2 separate regions of the Mus musculus genome follow, and region 1 is linked to region 2. The links are chromatin loops, found by intact Hi-C in ENCODE. Cell type or tissue: left cerebral cortex. All regions are shown on one strand. Links, peaks and the distances in the headings refer to the core of each region. The heading gives the core; the rest is flanking DNA.

Evidence for each region. A loop is a pair of places that touch in the nucleus more often than their neighbours do. Peaks named below come from ENCODE experiments on the same cell type or tissue, not always from the same donor. Only the 100,000 strongest peaks of a DNase experiment are listed, where the experiment ranks them.
Region 1: it touches region 2 in a loop (3-fold over the local background); 9 of 42 quality-filtered maps call a loop at or near these places.

The regions. Positions count from the first base shown.
Region 1 is chr6:57,429,992-57,432,815 of GRCm38, forward strand. It overlaps Vmn1r20 (vomeronasal 1 receptor 20), which reads left to right and starts at 1,700. Exons shown (of 1, transcript NM_001101533.1): 1 at 1,700-2,611. The coding sequence starts at 1,700. The coding sequence ends at 2,611. In left cerebral cortex, for the core only: a CTCF peak has its summit at 1,406; a DNase peak (open chromatin) is centred at 1,426.
Region 2 is chr6:58,214,655-58,217,478 of GRCm38, forward strand. Vmn1r27 (vomeronasal 1 receptor 27) reads right to left here and starts at 1,363. Exons shown (of 1, transcript NM_134436.2): 1 at 452-1,363. The coding sequence starts at 1,363. The coding sequence ends at 452. In left cerebral cortex, for the core only: a CTCF peak has its summit at 1,667; a DNase peak (open chromatin) is centred at 1,659.

The DNA of each region.
Region 1 (2,824 bases), core at 179-2,678, 780 kb before region 2:
ACATAACATCATGGTGAAGCTAATATAAATGTATGTTGGTGAGAGAATCAGATATTTGGTTCTGGCAGTTTTGAGGAATCTATTGCTTTACAAGATTAAACTTTTTAGGAAGAAAAATTATATAAATATAAAATGTGTGATTTATGCTGTCGTATTAATGGATATGTTATAGGATGGTCTCGGGCAATATCTTTTGCATTATTTCTACACATGAGTGCATGTGTGTATCTATATATATGGAGTATACTAGTGAAGTTGAAAATATAATTAGGCTCACATTTCCTCACAAGAATCTGGGCCAGTATAGTTGTTTTCTATTTCTCTATCACAAGCTGACTTTAAAGAAGTAAATTAAATTAGTCCCATAATAAATTGATCTTGGTAATCATGGCAAATAATAAACATGGGCACTAAAGGTAAGACTGTTGAGTGCATCTATAAAACATGTGTGAGTGCTGATGACACATGATAACTCTGGGGACTTAGTTTTCTATTGCATGGGAAGGAATCTGTTTTAAACTAGAAATCTTCCACACAAGTTCATGTTTGTCATAATGTTTGGAAAATGGTGATTATTTTAATACCACATGTTCCATCTTGTTGGAGGCTCCAAATGATACATGTTCAGGTGTGATTATGTGGTAACTACAGAAAACAGAAAAGGAAAACAGAACCATTGCCAGGATAGGGTTGGGGGTGGGAGCAATAGAAAGCAGAATCGCAGGGTACAAGTATCTCAACAGGAAAATAGGAAAGGGGGGCTTCCAAGAGAGTGGAGGAAGATAAATAGAGAAGAAAATGGTAGTTAGGTAAAATGCCAATACGAATGGCTGAAAAGACATAACTTCTGATTGTATTAGCAATTTACAATTCCATTCAAATGGAAGAGAAAAACAGTGTTTGCCATGGGAGGTGGGAGTCAGGCTTTTTAAACCTGAAGTCCAGTTTCATAAAAGGTGATGAGATGGGAACTAAGCTGAGTGCCATCTATGAATATTTATAATGATAATTAATGCTAATAGGATGTGGAAAGTATACTAGTGGTCTCCAACTGTATCTAGTCTTAAATGCAGATTATGGATTTGTTAAAAAGAAACATAAAAATAGATGAATTGAGGAAGATATTTTGCTAATTAAAATAGTGGGATTATCATGAATTAGCACCATGCTTTCATTAGAATTATGAGATAAAACAAAAGTATTTGCACAAAATAGAGGACAGTATAATTATAGCCTCACCTCAATTTTTTTGTTATCTTCTGTGACTATTTTCCATATCAATGTAAGTTTTATTCAGTTATACAAATCGGTTATCTGTTCTCACCACTACTGTTTTAGGTGTTAAGTATAAAATGAGTCAATTTAAATCAACAGGGCTGGATTTCTAAAGCATGAGACTAGGGGGCACTACAGGCTCACAAATTATGAATTCTGTCTAAATATGTGTGAATAAATGTATTGTTCATAATATGGTAAGTATACAGGAGATGCATGCAAGGCATGTAGAAATGTAGGCAATGATGTAAAATCTGGAACATCAAAAGTTAAAGAGACAAGCCAATCATCAACAAGTATGAAAAATGAAATGAGGACAGAGTCTTATTATCCAGTGTATCAAAAGCTTGATGTGTACTCTATCTTTTTCAGATATTTGAAATACATTTCTACAATGCTCTTAAGATGAATACAATTATTACTTATGTTCTCACTCAAGAATGTCCTTTATTTCCAAGCTGGACTTGGAGTCCTAGCAAATATGTCTCTTCTTTGCTTCTATATTTTCATAATTGTAGGTCACAGACCTAAGCCCACAGACTTGATCTCCTGTCAACTGACTTTCATTCACATAATGGTGTTCCTCACCGGAGGGGACCTGTTGCTTACAGACATATTTGAGTCACTGAATATTAATAATGACTTCAAATGTAAGGCAACTTTTTACATAAGTAGGGTGATGAGATGCCTCTCTATCTGCACCAGCTGCCTCCTGAGTGTGTTCCAGGCTGTCACAATCAGTCCCAGTACTTCTTGTTTGGCAAAATTTAAACAGAAACTAAGAAAATACATGGTCTATGTTTTCTTATGTATTTGGTCTTTCAGCTTTTCCTACAGTAGTAGCCGGATCTTCTATGTTCGTGGTTTTACTAATGTGAGTGAGACTAACCAGATGCAGATCACTAAATCCTGCTTACTCTTCCGCATGAACTCCATCATCAGGGTATTCATTTTTACAGTGACAACCTCCAGAGATGTATTTCTTGTAGGAATGATGCTAACCACAAGTACATACATGGTGATTATCTTATGTAGACATCAGAGGCAGTGCAAGCACCTTCATAGCATCAAGCACCTGAGAGCATCCCCTGAGAAAAGAGCCACCCAGACTATCTTGCTGCTAGTGATTTTCTTTGTGGTCATGTACTGGGTGGACTTCATCATCTCAACCATATCAGTTCTGTTGTGGAGGTATGACACAGTCATCCTGAGGGTTCAGAAGTTTTTGATGTATGCCTATCCCACAATTAGTCCTTTGGTACAAATCAGTTCTGATAACAGAATAATAATTATGGTGAAAAACATGTACTCAAAGCACCACCAGAGATTTTTTTAAAAAGATATTTTCATTTCTTTAAAAAACTATTAATTTATTTATTTATACCTATGAGTGTTGTTGTGCCAGCATGTATCTATACGTGCATTCCTGCTACCCGCAGAGGTGAGATGTCATGCAAAATCCTGAAATTGGACTTATAGATTGGCTATAAGGAATCATTCTGTTCAGCACCAATTATTTTTCTCTAAAGTACAGTTTGTTTCTTTTAAA
Region 2 (2,824 bases), core at 167-2,666:
TCCCTCATCCCCTTCTTCTCTGATATGGTGTCCCACCCCATTGTATTACACTGCCCAGGCAATAAAGTCTCCGTAGGGGTCAGGTCAGCTTCTCCAGCTGATGCTAAACAAGGCAGGACTGTTGGGGAATGGATTCCATGACAGACAGCAACTTTAGGAACAGGCACAGTTTGCTGGGGGAATTCACATGGAGACTGGGCTGTACATCCATTACATATGTGCTAGGGACATTAAAGTTTAAAAGAAACAAACAGTATTTTAGAGAAAAATAATTGGTGCTGTACAGAATGAATCCTTATAGCCATCTATAAGTCCAATTTCAGGATATTGCATGACATATCACCTCTGCAGGTAGCAGGAATGTACACATAGATACATGCTGGCACAACAACACTCATAGGTATAAATAAATAATAAATTAATAGGTTTTTAAAGAAATGAAAAAAATGTTTTATAAAAATCTCTGGTGGTGCTTTGAGTACATGTTTTTCACCATAATTATTATTCTGTTATCAGAACCGATTTGTACCAAAGGACTAATTGTGGGATAGGCATACATCAGAAACTTCTGAACCATCAGGCTGACTGGATCATAAATCCACAACAGAACTGATGTGGTTGAGATGATGAAGTCCACCCAGTACATGACCACAAAGAAAATCACCAGCAGCAAGATAGTCTGGGTGGCTCTTTTCTCAGGGGATGCTCTCAGGTGCTTGATGCTATGAAGGTGCTTGCACTGCCTCTGATGTCTATACAAGATAATCACCATGTATGTACTTGTGGTTAGCATCATTCCTACAAGAAATACATCTCTGGAGGTTGTCACTGTAAAAATGAATACCCTGATGATGGAGTTCATGCGGAAGAGTAAGCAGGATTTAGTGATCTGCATCTGGTTAGTCTCACTCACATTAGTAAAACCACGAACATAGAAGATCCGGCTACTACTGTATGAAAAACTGAAAGACCAAATACATAAGAAAACATAGACCATGTATTTTCTTAGTTTCTGTTTAAATTTTGCCAAACAAGAAGTACTGGGAGTGATTGTGACAGCCTGGAACACACTCAGGAGGCAGGTGGTGCAGATAGAGAGGCATCTCATCACCCTGCTTATGTAAAAAGTTGCCTTACATTTGAAGTCATTATTAATATTCAGTGACTCAAATATGTCTGTAAGCAACAGGTCCCCTCCAGTGAGGCACACCATTATATGAATGAAGGTCAGCTGACAGGAGATCAAGTCTGTGGGCTTAGGTCTGTGACCTACAATTATGAAAATATAGAAGCAAAGAAGAGACATATTTGCTAGGACTCCAAGTCCAGCTTGGAAATAAAGGACATTCTTGAGTGAGAACATAAGTAAAAATTGTATTCATCTTAAGAGCATTGTAGAAATTTATTTCAAATATCTGAAAAAAATAGAGTATACATCAAACTTTTGATACACTGGATAATAAGACTCTATCCTCATTTCATTTTTCATACTAGTTGATTATTGGCTTGTCTTTTTAACTTTTGATGTTCCAGATTTTACATCATTGTCTACATTTCTACATGCCCTCCATGTATCTCCTGTATACTTACCATATTGTGAACAATAAATTTATTCACACATATTTAGACAGAATTCATAATTTGTGAGCCTGTAGTGCCCCCTAGTCTCATGTTTTAGAAATCCAGCCCTGTTGATTTAAATTGACTCGTTTTATACTTAACACCTAAAACAGTAGTGATGAGAACAGATAACACATTTGTATAACTGAATAAAACTTACGTTGATATGGAAAATAGTCACAGAAAATAACAAAAAAATATTGAGGGGAGGCTATAATTTTACTGTGCTCTATTTTGTTCAAATACTTTTGTTTTATCTCATAATTCTAATGAAAGCATGGTGCTAATTCATGATAATCCCACTATTTTAATTAGCAAAATATCTTCCTCAATTCATCTATTTTTATGTTTCTTTTTAATAAATCCATAATCTGCATTTAAGACTAGATACAGTTGGAGACCACTAAAGTATACTTTCCACATCCTATTACCATTAATTATCATTATAAATATTCATAGATGGCACTCAGCTTAGTTCCCATCTCATCACCTTTTATGAAGCTGGACTTCAGGTTTAAAAAGCCTGACTCCCAGCTACCATGGCAAACACTGTTTTTCTCTTCCTTTTGAATGGAATTGTAAATTGCTAATATAATCAGAAGTTATGTCTTTTCAGCCATTCGTATTGACATTTTACCTAACTACCACTTTCTTCTCTATTTATCTTCCTACATTCTCTAGGTATCCCCCCCCACACACCTCTCCTATTTTCCTGTTGAGATACTTGTACCCTGCAATTCTGCTTTCTATTGCTCCCACCCCCAACCCTATCCTGGCAATGGTTCCGTTTTCCTTTTCTGTTTTCTGTAGTTACCATGTAATCACACCTGAACATGTATCATTTGGAGCCTCCAACAAGATGAAACATGTGGTATTAAAAGAATCACCATTTTCCAAACATTATGACAAACATGAACTTGTGGAAGATTTTGAGTTTAAAACAGATTCCTTCCCATGCAATAGAAAACAAAGTCTCCAGTGTTATCATACGTCATCAGCACTCACACATGTTTTATAGATGCACTCAACAGTCTTACCTTTAGTGCCCATGTTTATTATTTGCCATGATTACCAAGATCAATTTATTATGGGACTAATTTAATTTACTACTTTAAAGTCAGCTTGTGTTAGAGAAATAGAAAATAACTATACTGGCCCAGATTCTTGTGAGGAAAGGTGAGCCTAATTATATTTTCAACTTCAC